Linked DNA regions of Homo sapiens: region 2 is linked to region 1. The links are chromatin loops, found by intact Hi-C in ENCODE. Cell type or tissue: B cell. All regions are shown on one strand.

What was found. Peaks named below come from ENCODE experiments on the same cell type or tissue, not always from the same donor. Only the 100,000 strongest peaks of a DNase experiment are listed, where the experiment ranks them.
Region 2: it touches region 1 in a loop (4-fold over the local background); 12 of 110 quality-filtered maps call a loop at or near these places.

Annotation. Positions count from the first base shown.
Region 1 is chr11:113,972,952-113,980,951 of GRCh38, reverse strand. HTR3A (5-hydroxytryptamine receptor 3A) reads right to left here and starts at 5,844. Exons shown (of 9, transcript NM_000869.6): 1 at 5,560-5,844; 2 at 3,030-3,181; 3 at 1,675-1,719. The coding sequence starts at 5,626. RefSeq lists enhancers at 4,960-5,619, 5,620-6,281. In B cell, no CTCF peak of the experiment used is centred here; DNase peaks (open chromatin) are centred at 1,731, 3,081, 3,561, 6,741 and 2 weaker places; H3K4me3 peaks cover 970 bases; H3K27ac peaks cover 2,465 bases.
Region 2 is chr11:113,892,207-113,900,206 of GRCh38, reverse strand. It overlaps a transcript of HTR3B not described here. Among named protein-coding and RNA genes, the nearest start is that of HTR3B, 8.6 kb to the left of the region's middle. RefSeq lists a silencer at 4,233-4,433. In B cell, a CTCF peak has its summit at 3,733 (motif pointing left); a DNase peak (open chromatin) is centred at 3,716.

The sequences.
Region 1 (8,000 bases):
GAATGCTGTGAGTTCCCCCTCCGCCAGCTGAGAATCTCAGACAAATAACTTCTTGGATCTTGGTCTCAACATATTTATATGGAGATCATAACATCTCCTTCACAGGGTGGAGACCGCTCTTGTTAAGTTTTCATTAATATATTCTCCATTTTCAGGCCAGGATGGCCAGTCTAAAATGTAAATTCGATCATGTCACTCCCTTGCTTAAAATCCTTCAGGGGTGCCCCATTGCCTTTAGGATAAAGTTAAACTTCACAGCCGACACAGGCTGATATAATCTGACCTCCGCTATCCCTCTAGCCTCATATTTTGGCCATGCCTCTTTGTGACTTCTACACTGCAGCCGTATGCAATGAAACACTGCTGGAACCTCCATGTCTCTGCGTATCCTGCTCCCTCTCCCCTATCTTCTTTACCAAGGTACATTTTCCTCAGCCTTCTGGGCTTGGCCAAGGCATCTGTCTGTTCCCTTCTCCAGGACATTGTCCATGACCCCCACACCCCAGGCTGGGTGACATGCGTCTCCTCTGTGCTCCCATAGTTAGCACCTTGTCCTTGCCACGTTGGAGTGGCTGTCTTGTTGCATTTCAGTTGTCAGTACCTGTATCTGGTCTGTGAGCTCATGGTGGGCAGGGCCTCGATCTAGTTCGTGTCTCTAATTCCAGTCTCTTAGCACAGTTGCTGGTGCATGTAGACTGTCATTCCCTCACTGCTGATGCAAGTAACTGGGACAGACAAGTGGCCCTAGAGCTCCAGAGGTGAGAGCTCAGACGGATGTCCTGGGAAAGGAGCTCCAGGCTGCCTGTACTTGTTTGGGTCCCTTCCCTTTGGACACTGTAGTAAGGGATCCCTCTGCGAGGCAGGGACAGAGCAGCATCTCAGGGATCAGCATTCTAGCTTCTTCCTCTACCCCACGCCCTGTCCCATGTCTGGTGGTGGTGATGGATGTGCCATGAGCCATGGGGAGGGATAACAGAGACCCACTTATGCCAAGCATGTCCCCAGAGCCTCTTGGGCATGACCTCTGTGAGCTGTCCTCATGCTTCTGCCTCCGTGTGTTCAGCCACTTTAGTTTCTCCTCTGCTCTGACTTCCCAACAACCCCAGGGGCTTCCAGAGCAGGACCCTTGGATAGTGACCTCCACTCTTTTCCTACCCCACCCCAGCTCAAAGCCATAATTCCTGCCAAGCCTCAGATGTATCCACACACCAGGGGCTGACCCAGGCCCATCAGAAGCTAAAAGAGTGGGGAAATGGCTGAGGATGTGAGGACTAAGTGGATGGAACGAACCATCCTGTTTCAATCACCCAATTTGGTTGCTGTCCAATTTGGCTGAATAGAAGGAAGAATGGTCTAGCAAACAGAGCTGGCTGAGAGTGAAGGGGCTGGCTCATGAGTTCCTTTCAACAGAGGCTGGGACAAGCCATAGTTTGGGGTGCTTTGAAGAACTTCAGAAGCCAGAGGGGGTTTGGAGGGTTTCTCCTCCACTATCTTTAAGCCTACTTCCACTCTCAGACCTGAGATGAGGAGATTCCACACTCCTGGATCTCAGGCTGAGGGTGCCCCTCAGCCTCTCCGCTCACCTTCCCTCGCCAAGGCCACTGAAACTCCCGAATTCCCGACTCCTTCCCAGGAGGATGGGTAACGGGGGCAGGGAGGGGCGGGTCTGCTCACCTGCCGGTACCAGATGTAGGTGGTCAGCACCTGATTCTTCTCATCCTGGGAAAGGAAAGGGAGCTTGAACAAGTAACCCTGTGGACTGGAGGGCCACCCTGCACATGCCAGCCCCTAAAGGAGGGGCTTCCTTGTGTCCCTATTGCTTTGGGAAGTGAAAGTGAAGAGCAGGGGCCGGGGTCGGGAAAGTAGATAGACTGGAGCTCCCTGGCCAGACAGGAAAAGTTAGTTGTTCACTAGAGCATACGCAGAAAGAAGTAAAAATGATTCATTTTTTAATTTATTTTGAGACAGTCTTGCTTGCTCTGTTGCCCAGGCTGCAGTGCAGTGGCACAATCTCAGCTCATTGCAACCTCCACCTCCCAGGTTCCAGCGATTCTCATACCTCAGCCTCCTGAGTTGCTGGGACTACAGGTGTGTGCCACCATGCCCGACTAATTTTTGCATTTTTAGTAGAAATGCAGTCGCTATGTTGTCCAGGCTGGTCTTGAACTCCTGGCCTCAAGTGGTCTGCCCACCTCGGCTTCCCAAAGTGCTGGGATTACAGGTGTGAGCCACTGTGCTCTGCCAACAGTGATTTATGTTTCAACTTCTAATATACATATAATGCCGGGAGCAGTGTCTTACGTCTGTAACCCCAGCAATTTGGGAAGCTTAGGCAGGTGGATGGCTTGAGGCCAGGTGTTCGAGACCTGCCTGGCCAATATGGAAAAACCCTGTCTCTACTAAAAATACAAAAATTAGTCAGGAGGGCTGACTAATTTTGGTAGAGTAATTTTACTAGACTAAAATTAGTAGCCACTGTGAAGTTGGGTCCTGCTTACCTGACCCCAACACAGAGCCACTGCATCTCTGCAATTGCCTCCTTGTTTATCTCTGCACAATGTCTGACCACCTCTTCTGAGTAGTGCACCCCACCCTACTGTGGTAGTTGATGAAGGAATTGAGGAATAATTGATCTGTTGGCTGATTCTTCAACAATCATTTAGTGACACCTGCCAGGTACCAGGGATGTGTGTAAGGCACTGGGAGCATAGAGATGCATGGGACCGTCTTAATCCTCATACAGCTGACATAGAGAGATGGTTATCATTATGCAGTGTATGAAGAACCACATGTGGGAAGTGACCCCCTCACTGTATGGGTGTGGGAGCAGCAGCCACAAGGTGACCCCAGGTTTCTGGTTTGGGCAGCTGTGCAGATGATGCTACAATCCATCCTGAGCTGTGGTGCCAGACCGTAGGTCCTATGGGTTCTCAAATGCCTAACAAGCTGCATAGGGGGTGACTTGTCTCACATGGCCTTCTCCCACCCCCAAAAGGTCTGCCTGTGTGCAGCTCGGGGCTGAGCCTCACCACGTTGAGGATGGCATAGACAATGACGTCAATGGATACGGTGGTTGGCTTCCTCCAGTCCCTCACGGGGCGCACACCCTTCCTGTAGTTGGTCAAAAGGTAATCCGACAGCCTCAGCAGAGCGGGCCTGGTGGTGTTTCGGCTCCTCCTGGCTGGGAAGGAGAACAGTTCAAAGTAGACACCAGCCCCCCAAGACTTCCCCCGGTTCTCTTGTCCTGGTTTGTAAGCTGTTAAAAGAGACGTATCCCCACCATCCCCACCTCACAAAATTCTAAACACAGACTGACATTCTCACCACTAGAGCATTTTGTCTGCAGAGATTTCTACCATAATTCAAATGTATTACCTTGTAGAAAGGACCTATGCATTCATTGACAGGAAAGCAGAGATCTGGCTTGGAAGAGCAAGTGGCACAAGACAGCTGAGATTCAAATCAGGTTGAGGGCTAAGAAGGTCGGAGCAGGTGGCCCACGGGGCCTAAGCGAGGGCCTCTGGGGAGCAACAAGGAAGCTGGCTCTCAGGGTATGATACTAAAAGCAAGAGGGTTGCAAGAAAGCATGACCCCAAGTGCACAATTTCTAAGCCCAAGGGTCTGCATCAGGGTTTTCCTCAGCCAAGGTCAAACCTCAGCATCTGCACACAACATCTCCTTTTTGAGTATGAAACAGGTAAAGAAAGAAGGAAGTGTGGGCATCTGGTGAAAACTGACATTTCCTCTACATCCTGCAAAAGCCACCCCAAGAGGATCCTCGCACCCTGCCCCAGGCACACACAAGCTATGGGTGGAGGGCTGGCCCAGTCCACCTCCTAGGGTTGCTGTATGGGCAAACATGATGGGCTTAGATAGGTGGTTGGGGCGAGGTGTGGAGGGAGTGAGAAGAAATCAAACGACTTCCGGGGTAGGTGGCCTATGGGGACAAACCAGTAATGAGACAGCCCAGCTCCTGGACCCTGGTGCTGTTCTATGAAGATTTCATGCACAGCTCAGTTTTCACACTGGAAGCAGCAGGAGCACTTCCAGAAGGGTGGCCTGACATGCAAAAGTGAAAATTCATGGGACGGTGAAGGGAGTACAACCTAGAGGGCCAGCATACGGGCAGCAAAGGGGAGATGGAGCTGGCAGGTAGCCAGGGTCTTTCACTAACCAGGTGCTGGCAAGGCCTGGCTTTTGCTAAACAAGACTGTGTCTTCTCTCATCTAGTGTGCAACCTGTACAACAAATCACTCCTGCAGATTCCCCCTCCTTTCACCCCCTTTTCCCTGATAAGCTACTGGCTTCCCTCAGAAGGACAGAGAAGAGCAGAGAGAACACACACACACACACACACACACACACACACACACACACACAAACTATTTTTTAAGTGTCTCCTTTGGAATAACATCAATAAACATATTCTTCATTTAACTTTAGAACAGTCCACCAGAGTGGCTATTTGCACACAAGGATCCCCAAGCACCAGAAAGGTGAGCACCTTGCTCTGCAAGTGGAGGAACTGAGATTCAAACGCAGACCCGTGTGCGTCTTTACTACACCAGCAAGAGCCTGGGTCCTATTGACTGGGATCCTGACCAGCTTGGAGAGCACTGAACTCATCCCAGCAGGCCCGGGGCAAAGGACCATTGCTAGGAGGGACAGAGTTTCTTCTCAGTCAAGGAAGCCCTCGACCACAGTCATCACTTACAGCTTGCGTTTGCTTAACCCACGGAGCACTCCCAAACGACCGCTCCCGGGAGGAAGGACATCTTACCCAGAGCTCTTCACGTCTGTCCAACCCCTGGATGGCTTCCTCTAATTGTGCCCCAGTATGCTCCACCCCAGCTCTGTAGGGAGAGAAACCTCCTAGAGGGGAATGAACATGGTCTGCAGCAAAAGGAAGCCGGTCCCTTTGTGGCTAAAACACCCTACATTCAAGGGAGTCAGGAGAAGATGGGTGTAGCGAATGTGGAGAGAAATTGGGCGTTACTGGAGTTTAGTCCTGGAAAGGAACTTGGGGAACCGCAGGCCCAGAGAACGAACTCATGCAACAAAACCAGTGAAGCTGAGGAAAGAGGACTAGACTAGTTCTGGTCCCCACTCTGCTGCTAACAAGCTGTGTGACCTTGAATGAATTATCCGCTCCCCACTCTCTGGGCCACAGCATTCCCATTTATAACAGGCAAGGGTGGACCCAATGAGTTCTAAGGTCCCTTGCAGCTTTCATTCAAATAGTTTAGGGAAAGGACAAAAAGGAGAGGAGCCCCCTCCTGGTGCCTGTCTTTTTATTTCTGATACGCCAGGCTACTTCTCTGCTCCCTTCTTTGCAAGCTCCGCTCTTGCCCCACCCCAGGACTCAACATTCCTAACTCTCTCTAGCTTAACCATGATGCCTCAAATGCTGTCATGCTCATAGGTGGTAAGATAGCTGACCTTCCTGCAGCTGCACTGTTCCCCACCCTCCTCTCCACAGCCCTCGGAGGACTGAAGCATCCCCTGCCCCACCTCAGCAGATGGTCAGCCAAGTCCTGCTGCTTCCCGAAGTCTGCTTACCTTCTCCCTGTGCCAGGAGTGTGGGGAGGAGCAAGGCGAGCAGCGCCTGCTGGACCCACAGCAGCATAGCGAGCTTTCCAAGCATAGGAGTGCCTCCGAGTGCTCAGGACGAGGCCCACCAAGGGCCAGCTTGCCTGCCCTCTGCCAACCTCATGTCCCAGCCAGCCTGCCTCTCGTGGCCACTGCTCACACCTTCTGAGGCTGCAGCCTCACACTCCCTGGGCCACCAAGGTTGGGGAGCTGCCAAGTTTTCCTGCAATCAGTCCTTCAGCTGGATCATGTTTCAGGCGGGAGGAAAGGGGAGGGGACAGCTGAGAGGGGAGCCCGCCCTAGCTGATGTCATGCTGTGGGAGCTCAGTCCACCCATTCAGCCAGGGGGCTTGGCCATGTTTCCCCAAGGAGTAACTTAGGTGGGGACAGGGGCTGCAGAAGCCCATGAGACAAGGGTGCAGCCTGACCCCTGGGAGGTGCACCACGCTGCTGCTTTCATTGATGTCCCTTGGCAAGTATGTTTCTGTGGCACTGGGCTGGGGCAGGATAGGGTGAGTCAGGCAGGAGCAGGAAGACCATTCTTTTACTCCCCAGGGTGACATAACCAAGCAGGTGACTGGGCACCTCTGTAGTTACGGGAAGGGTAACTGGAGTCACCACAGGTCTGCCCTTTTGTCCTCATCTAATTAGTTATACTTAAATAGTAAAATATATATTAAAAATAATAAAATATATAATAAAAATAAACTTTTACTATACATATTTATTTCATGCATTCTTGCCATACATAATAAATACATATAGTAAAAATAATAATAATACATGCACTTTGTAGAAAAATATGAAGAAAAATTAAAATCATCTGTAAACTTATGACTCAGAGACAGCCACTCTTAACGTTTTGGTATATATTCTTCCATAATTTTCTTCAGTAATGTGTATACAATGAAGTAAATATCACATACATATAATTTTGTGCCCTCTTTTTTTGCTTGATATCATTTCGTAAGCATTTCTTTTCTTTTCTTTCTTTCTTTTTTTTTTTTTTTTTGAGACAGAGTCTCGCTCTGTCACCCAGGCTAGAGTGCAGTGGCGCAATCACTGCTCACTGCAGCCCCAACCTCCCCCATCTCAGCTGATCCTCCCATCTCAGCCTCTTGAAGAGCTGGGACTACAAATGCGAGCCATGCCTGGCTAATTTTTGTATTTTTGGTAGTCCCCCAAAGGGACTAGAGGCATGAGCAATCACACCTGGCCTCGGAAGCATTTTCAATACCTTCCTCTTAAATGGAAGCGTCTTTCTTGAAAGAAGTGTTTCTTTCTTCATTGCAAGTTAAATAGACAAGTATCTATCCCTCAGGCCTCAGCTGTGTACCCCTAAAGTTGCCTGCAAGAAGAATTACTGTGCATTTTTATTTGAAGGAGTCCTACCCTAGCTCACCATTTGGGTAGATGTCCCCGTACCAATCAAGTTAAGTATCAACAACAAAACATTTTCTTCCTTTTTAATTTATTTTCCACTTGACTCTAAGTGTGGAATAGGCTAGGAACCCTGCAGTAAGGAGGAATTTTCTGAATTGTAGGTAAGTTAAAAAGAAAGAAAAAAAGAAAGAAACTACCTTGGTCAGGGCTGCATCCTTTCAGTTCTTATTCCTGTGCATTATGAAATCTGCATAAAGCATTATACCATTCACCATTGGGGTCCTTTCCTGTGGCCGTTAGCGGGGTGTGGTTCTGCAACGTGCAGTCAAGTTCAGGGAGCCTGGGCTACTCTTCTCTTAAGTCATGTGCTTCATCACTGCACAATCCAGAAAAACATGGACAATTAGCTCCAAGCATTTCCCTCAGGGGAATGGATATGAGGGCAGTGAATAGAAAGAGGGCCCCAAACTTTTAGAGAATTTATAGAGCCAGACCTCCCCAGAATTCCAGAATGAATGTCCTCAGACCTGAGGTTTGACAGCAGGATAAAGCAAGGCAAGAAGAACCAGGCTGCCTCCTAGGCCACCAGGCTGAGGTCTTGAATGGGGCCCAAGCAGAACACTATAGATTCCTAAATGCATCTTCAAGCCCAACAAAGATTCTTTTTTCTTTTTTTTTTTTTTTTGAAACAGGATCTCACTCCATCACCCAGGCTAGAGTGCAGTAGCATGATCACAGCTCACTGCAACCTCAATCTCCCTGGCTTAGGTGATCCCTCCACCTCAGCCTCCCAAGTAGCTGAGACTACAGGGGCATGCTATCATGCCTGGCTAATTTTTGTATTTTTAGTAGAGACAGGGTTTTGCCATGTTGCCCAGGCTGGTCTCAAATTCCTGGGCTCAAGCAATCTGCCCGCCTCGGCCTCCCAGAGTGCTGGGATTACAGGCATGAGCCACTGTGCCTGGCCAACAAAGTATTTAAGCTCCCACTGACGTCTAAGTGGCCATTAGCACTTAGAAATCTGAAAA
Region 2 (8,000 bases), 81 kb after region 1:
GGCTCACTGCAACCTCTGCCTCCCAAGTTCAAGTGATTCTCCTGCCTCAGCCTCCCGAGTAGCTGGGACTACAGGTGCATGCCACCACACCCGGCTAATTTTTGTATTGTTAGTAGATACAGGGTTTCACCAGGCTAGTCTCGAACTCCTGACCTCAGGTGATCCACCTGCCTCGGCCTCCCAAAGTTTTAAGATTACAGGTGTAAGCCACCTCACCCAAACGTGTTTGGACTTCTTAAGTGGCATTACTTGGGTAAAAGAAACAAAGACTTAATCTGGGATTTGAATCTGCGATTCTCTTACAGAAGTTCAGGCCAAGCCCATCATTAAGAAAGTACCTGAAAATATATTTCTTTTAGAAGTCCCCACTTCACATCCCCATGAGCCTTTGCACTCTGTTTCTCCATTATTTTCAAGTAAGATATGGCACCTATTAGATCGACCGATGTCTTTTGGAAGAAGCAAGGGGAGAGGGTTTATTATGCAAACATAATAAGGAAGTGTTTATTATGCAAACAGCAACTGAGTTATGCGTCCTTTAAGACTACTAAATAGTTTTTAATTACTGCTATACCAGTAAATCCCATAAATATGCAAATGCAATTAGTTCAAAAAATAGGCCTTAAATATCTTTATTCCTCTCCAACAAAGTTCTTTGAAGTTAATCGCTAACTCTCTTTGTTCACTCCCTTGGCAGTCATGCTAAAATTGACAGGAATTTTGACAGATGTACATATTCGGGGAACCAAATTTTCTGAGCACATCTGGTCAGGCTGGAGGAAAAAAGCAGAAATGGACATTCCAGCCAAACTCAAACATTTAATGAGTAGAGTCCCATATGAAATTTCTGTTACTCCACAGTGTTTTCCTCTGAAATCAATATCAAGCTAACCACAGAGGAGGCACCTCAAGTCCAAAGACACACTCAGCATTCGATTTTCCTCTAGCTTAGAATTTCATTTTTAATAATAATGCACATTTTACGGTCCTTAAAAAGTAAACAAATAAACAAGGGAATGGAGTCCCTCATGGTTCTGGCCTTTCGTGGTTTTTGTGTCATGGTTTTCTATGGGAGGTCATAGAGCATAAGATATAAGGTCCCAGGCCTTCAAGTCAGACTTACCTCATTGTGCATCCTAGCTTCATCGCTTGCTAGATGCTCATGGCCTTGGTCAAACTCCTTACTGCTTCTAAGCCTTAGTTTTCACATCCTTAAAGAGGGTTTAAACAGCATTGAGTTAGTTTTCTACGGCTGCATTAAAAATTACCACAAATTTATGGGCTTAAAACAGCACTCATCTAGCTCACAGTCCTGTAGGTCAAAAGTCCAGGAACAGAATGAACAGATCTGCTCAGGGTCTCACAAGGCTGAAATCATGGTCACGTGCTGGAGCCAGCTCTCACTGATCAAAAAGACCATTGTTTTTTCATTTGTTTCCAGTGATATCAGTTGGTAAATTGAAATCAGTCAGCCAGGAGCAGTGGTTCACACCTTGGAAGCACTTTGGAAGGCTAACTCAGGCAGATCACTTGAGCCCAGGAGTTCAAGACCAGCCTGGCTAACGTAGTGAAACCCTGTGTCTACGAAAACTACAAAAAAATTGCTGGGTATCGTGGTGCGTGCCTGTAGCCCCAGCTAGCTGGGAGGCTGAGGTGGGAGGATCACCTGAGCTTGGGGAGGTCAAGGCTGCAGTGAGCTGTGATTGTGCCACTGTACTCTAGCCTTAGCAACAGAGTGAGGCTCTGCCTCAAAAGAAGAAAGAAAGAAGGAAAGAAAGAAAGAAAGAGAAAAAGAAAGAGAGAGAGAAAAAGAGAAAGAAAGAAAGAGGAAGGAAGGAAGGAAGGAAGGAAGGAAGAAAGGAAGAAAGAAAGAAAGAAAGAAAGAAAGAAAGAAAGAAAGAAAGAAAGAAAGAAAGAAAGAAAGAAAGAAAGGAAGAAAGTCATAATGACAAAATTTGTCACATGGAAATCAGCAAACACTCCCACCAGGACCCCTCCCACCAGCTGTTTTCAAAACATCTAACTACATGCTGTGACCACTCCCTTGATCTTACAAGGCCTCATATATTCCTACATTACAGTACTCATTCAGGTGTGTTATAAGTATTTGTTTACTTTTCTGTCAGTCTAGAATTTGGTGAATACCTTGAAGGTGGAGCAATGTTGTGTTATTCAGCTTTATATCTCCATCGTAGAGCTTGGCACCTAGTAAGTGTTCATTGAGTGTTCCAGAAAGATGGGAGGAAAACAGGGAAGAAAGAATTAACAAATGAACAGAAAAGAATTCTGGCTTATGCCAGAAAGATGATGCCAAGAGGAATCCAGCCTTTTCATAACCACATCCAAGATGAGATACACTCACCACCCATTTCACAAAGGATGGGTGAGAATGACAACTTGGTTCTGAAGCAAGATTGCCTTTATTTGGTTTGCTCCAGAACCAGGGAGCAATTAGTGCAAAAGACAAACATGAGACACCGGTGCAGGCAGATCATGAGTCCCTTTGACTCACTCAGAGTGTACTCCAAGTTCAGAGATTTTACAGTCCTTGGGGGTAAGATGTACCCCAAAAGCTAGAGGAAAATAGAAGGTGGAAGGAACTTGGAGGAACACAGAAGCTTGCTGCTTCTGTTTACGCTCCCAATGACATCAATTCCAAGAAACCGCTTAGTGAGACTACAATATACGACAGACAGTCTTACCCTGTACACTATGTTGTTTAGATCTTCTGCACAGATTATGGGCCTTGAAGTCTTGCTGTGCCAGCACTGGGGGATCTCCCCTGATCTATGGCTCACTGTAGGGCCCCCAACATTTCCATTTAGACCCATTTAGACATTTTCTGGGGAAAGGCAGTCAATTACTGCAGCCAGTGAGATGTTCTGGTTCAGGTGTAAATCTCTGGATATTTCCATCTCTGCTATGACTCAAGATGAGGAAAGATCTTTGATCCTTTAGAAATTTATTTATTTATTCATTCATTCATCCACTTAGTAAGTAGGAAATTGTGATAGACATTGACAATCTATGGATAAGAAAGCTGGGGAGAGGTGGATTGGAGGTGACAGATAAGAAATCTTTGAGAGAAACGCCTATAGATGGATGAACTGGAGAGGACCCAGGCAAAGAAAGGAGCCCAGACTTGGAGTGGGAGTAGGTGGAGGCTTTTCACAAATAGCATTTGTGCTGAGTACTGATATTCATCTGAGTGGGGAGAGGGTGAACGGAGCTCCCAGCAAAAGGAATTGCACATGAAAGGGCTGGAGGTTGAGATGAGAGTGCATGGTGCCTTCTGGGAACGGGGTCGGGGGGAGGGTGCAAGCCTCACTTTGTAAAATTGGGGGAAGATAATTCTAGACTCACATGAGTTGAAAGAATTCAAAAGTTCATGATGCAGAGTGTTGACCGGGGATAAAATAGGAAAGTGAAATATTGTATAAGTCTGTATAAGTGCTGTTATTATAAATCTGTCTCCAAATGGCCTATAGCAATTATTCTAAAATGCACAACAGCTGTATTTGTCCCCCTTCTGCCATTGCTGAAATTTACACTGTCATCGCGCCAGGAGGAAGGCTTGGCACTAATAATAGGCTGGCTGAGTATGGCTGGAGTGTGACAGACCCCTAGTTAGAGCCCAGAAAGACTGAGAGCAGAGTGGGGAACTGTAAAGCTCTGAGGAAATTCGAGTTGGTGGCTGTGAATATAATCAGAGCACCACCTTGTGGTGGCTGTCGTGCCTGCCTTAACCAATTCTGCGCAACCCCAGAAAACTATGCCAACTCATTTTAAGTTTTATTATACAGTGCACTTTCAAATGATTTCAAAGTCATTTCAGGCCTCTCTTCATGTCACCACTATTCGTCTTTGCTGTAAATTCTCCTCTTTGCGTTCACCAGCACCAATCCACACCAACCCATTCGATCTGTTTTCACACAGCTTATGACCGGCCAGTTCCTTCCTCCTACCTCCTTACTGCAATTCTTCCAAACTCTTGGTCCCTAGGAGCTCCCAAGTTTCCTGGGAAACTGACTCAGTAACTTCTTTTTTTCTTTTTCTTTTTCCTGAGACAGGGTCTCGCTCTGTCACCCAGGCTAGAGTGCAGTGGTGTGATCATAGCTCACTTCAGCCTTGACCTCCTGGGCTCAAGTGATCCTCCCACTTCAGCTTCCAGAGTAGCTAGGACTACAAGTAAGTATCACCATGCCTGGCTAATTTTTTTTTTTTTTTTTTAGTTTCCCTATGTTGCCTAGGCTAGTCTTGAACTCCTGGGCTCAACTCCTGAGACGCCTTAGCCTCTCAAATTGTTGGGATCATAGGTGTGAGCTACCATGCCCAGCCTCAGTGACTTTTCACAAATGGCATTTATGCTGAATACTGATATTCAGCTGGGTGAAGAGAGGGTGAACGGGTGAAAGTTACAGTGTAACTTTCCTACTGTCTTCCTAAGAATGGGAATAAGTCTTCTGCACATCTGAAAAGTTATAAACAATATTATTAAAAGCCATATCAGGGATTTACTACGAAGATAGGACCCCAGAGGGACTAACTGCGTCTTCTAGTAGAGTAAAGCTCGTCTCTGGCCACCCAGCGGGCCAGTAACACAGTGTCCTGGTAGGCAGACTGGTGTATCAGGTTTCAGAGGATGCCCCAGGGAACAGGACTAGAAGTATATGAGCTCTTTAAAAGCACAAAGCAGTCGTTTCCATGTTCAGATTATTTAGAGATTATGAAGGCACCAACCCTGCTTTCGATCTGCATACAGTCAAGTGGAGCAGACACAAGTCAATAATCGCAGTAGAGCCACTTAAGTTTTCTAAAAGAGATTTATCAGCAGGTTGCAGGTGAACATGGCCTTGAGATAAATCCTGCCCCTTGTTGAAGTACAGTTTCAGTAGATGGTTCATGGTATTTTAAGAATTGGAATTTTTTAATAAAAATAAAAAAGTTTTGTTTGGTTCTGTTCTAGATTTATTTTTCCTCCTAAATAAATGAGAAAGATGTTTCAACAAAGGTTCTTTATGCTGAATAATTGTGATGCTTGAAGGTGGTAATCTGCTTTGTTTAAGTGGATTTTAAATGTCAGACAATTCTAGACAGTTTTCTCTTGGTCAAATAAAAATTTAATTAAAAGTTAAAAAAATTAAAAGCCATATCAAATTTTAATATTGACAGGAGGGATAAAACTCTGTAACGCTGACTGTCTTAGATTAGGTTTCCCTGAAACATACCTATAATAAGGCTTTGTGTACAAGCAATCAATTTTAGAAATACTCCCAATAGAAATTGGGAAAGGGGAGCGTGGTTTCAGCTTGAACCCTCAGGGAAACTTGACAGTGAAAACCACACAAGGGAAGCTGGCCTGCACACTCTCACTCCCACCTGTCAGCTGTTGGCTAAGGGGAACAGGGAGTGAACTCCCAGATATTTCCTGGTCTTTTCCTGGGCAGACAAAGCTTTAGTAGCCAAGGAGACGTCTCCAACAAAAGTCCTAGGTGTGGGCCTTGGAAGCCACAGTGCAGGGAAGCCAAGAGAGGGAGTGCAGAAGAGGAACGGAGGTCTGAAAAGATCTAGAAAGACCACTATCAGTTTCTGTTTCAGAGACAGCACAGACACACGGGAGGCACTAAGTTTCTTATTCCTTCAGAAGACAATTAAGGCCAGGCATCATGGTATCACGCCTATAATCCCAGCAGTTTGGGAGACAGAGGCGGGTGGATCACTTGAGGTCAGAAGTTCGAGACCAGTGTGGCCAACGTGGCGAAACCCTGTCCCTTTTCTTTCTTTCTTTCTTTCTTTTCTTTTCTTTTTTTTTTTGAGACAGAGTCTTGCTCTGTCACCCAGGCTAGAGTGCAGTGGAGCAATCTCAGCTCACTGCAGCCTCTACCTCCTGGATTCAAGCGATTCTCAAACGTCAGCCTCCTGAGTAGCTGGGATTACAGGCGCCTGCCACCATGCCCGGCTAAATTTTTTATTTTTAGCAGAGATGGGGTTTTGTCATTTGGCCAGACTGGTCTCAAACTCCTGACCTCAAGTGATCCACTTGCCTCGGCCCCCCAAAGTGCTGGAAGTACAGATGTGAGACACACCCAGTCTTGAAACCCTGTCTCTACCAAAAAATACAAAAATTAGCTGGGGTGGTGGCATGCATTTGTAATCCCAGCTACTGGGGAGGCTGAGGCACAAGGACCATTTGAACCCAGGGGGCGGAAGCTGCAGTGAGCAGAGATTGTGCCACTCCACTCCAGCCTGGGCAACAGAGCAAGACTTGGCCCCCCAAAATAACAATAGGCCAGGAGCGGTGGCTCACGCCTGTAATCCCAGCACTTTGGGAGGCTGAGGCTGGCGGATCACGAGGTCAAGAGACCAGCCTGGCCAACATGGTGAAACTCTGTCTCTACTAAAAATACAAAAATTAGCCGGGCATGGTGACTGTGCCTGTAGTCCCAGCTACTTGGGAGTCTGAGGCAGGAGAATCGCTTAAACCCGGGAGGTGGAGGTTGCAGTGAACCGAGATCATGCCACTGCACTCCAGCTTGGGTGACAGAGCGAGACTCCATCACAAAAAATAATAATAATAAATAAATAAAATAAAAATAAATTTAAAAGAAGACAATTAAATTTCCAGTAACCTGATGATTAACTTTGCAGAGCCCAAACATACAGAAATACAATTAACACTTTTCTTTTTCTTTTTTGAGACAAGAGTCTCACTCTGGGCCGGCCGCGGTGGCTCAGGCCTGTAATCCCAGATGGAGACAATCCTGGCTGAGATGGTGAAACCCCGTCTCTACTAAAAATACAAAAAAATTAGCTGGGCGTGGTGGCGGGTGCCTGTAGTCCCAGCTACTCGGGAGGCTGAGCAGAAGAATGGCAAGAACCCGGGAGGCAGAGGTTGCAGTGAGCTGAGATCGCGCCACTGCACTCCAGCCTCGGCGACAGAGTGAGACTCCATCTCAACAACAACAACAAAAAAGAGTCTCACTCTGTCATCCAGGTTGGAGTGCAGTGGCGCAATCTCAGCTCACTGCAACCTCCGTCTCCCGGTTCTAGCGATTCTGGGGCTTAGCCTCCTGAGTAGCTGGCATTACAGGCACCCACCACCATACCTGGCTAATTTTTGTATTTTTCGTAGAGATGGGGTTTCACCATGTTGGCCAGGCTAGTTTCCAACTCCTAACCTCAAGAGATCCTCCCACCTCAGCCTCCCAAAGTGCTGGGATTACAGACGATGCCATCACACCTGGCTAATTATGTGTTGTGTTGCTTTTTACTTTTTTTTTAGACGGAGTCTCGGTCTCTTACCCAGTTTGGAGTGCAGTGGTGCGATCTGGGCCCACTGCAACCTCCGCCTCTGGGATTCAAGTGATTCTCCTGCTTCAGCCTCCTGAGTACCTGGTTTCACAGGCATCCTTGGGATCATAACCATCACATCTGGCTAATTTTTGTATTTTTTAGTAGAGATAGGGTTTCGTCATGTTGGCCAGGCTGGTTTATTGCTTTTTTTTTTTTTTTAAAAGATGAACTCTCGCTCTGTCACCTAGGCTGGAGTGCAATGGCACGATCTCGGCTCACTGCAACCTCCCACTCCCAGGTTCAAGCGATTCTCCTGCCCCAGCCTCCCAAGTAGCTGGGATTACAGGTGTGTGCCACCACGCCTGGCTAATTTTTGTATTTTTGGTAGAGACGGGGTTTCACCATGTTGGTCAGGTTGGTCTCGAACTCCTGACCTCGTGAGCCACCGCACCCGGCATTGCTTTTTTCAAGTTAATATTTCTCCTCCTGGCCAGGTACGGTGGCTCACACCTGTAATCCCAGCACTTTGGGAGACTGAGGCAGGCGGGTCACTTGAGGTCAGGAATTCGATACCAGCCTGGCCAACATGGTGAAACCCCATCTCTACTAAAAATACAAAAATTAACCGGGCATGGTGGCGCCTGCCTGTAGTCCCAGCTACTTGGGAGGCTGAGGCGGGAGAATCACTTAAGCCCAGTAGGTGGAGG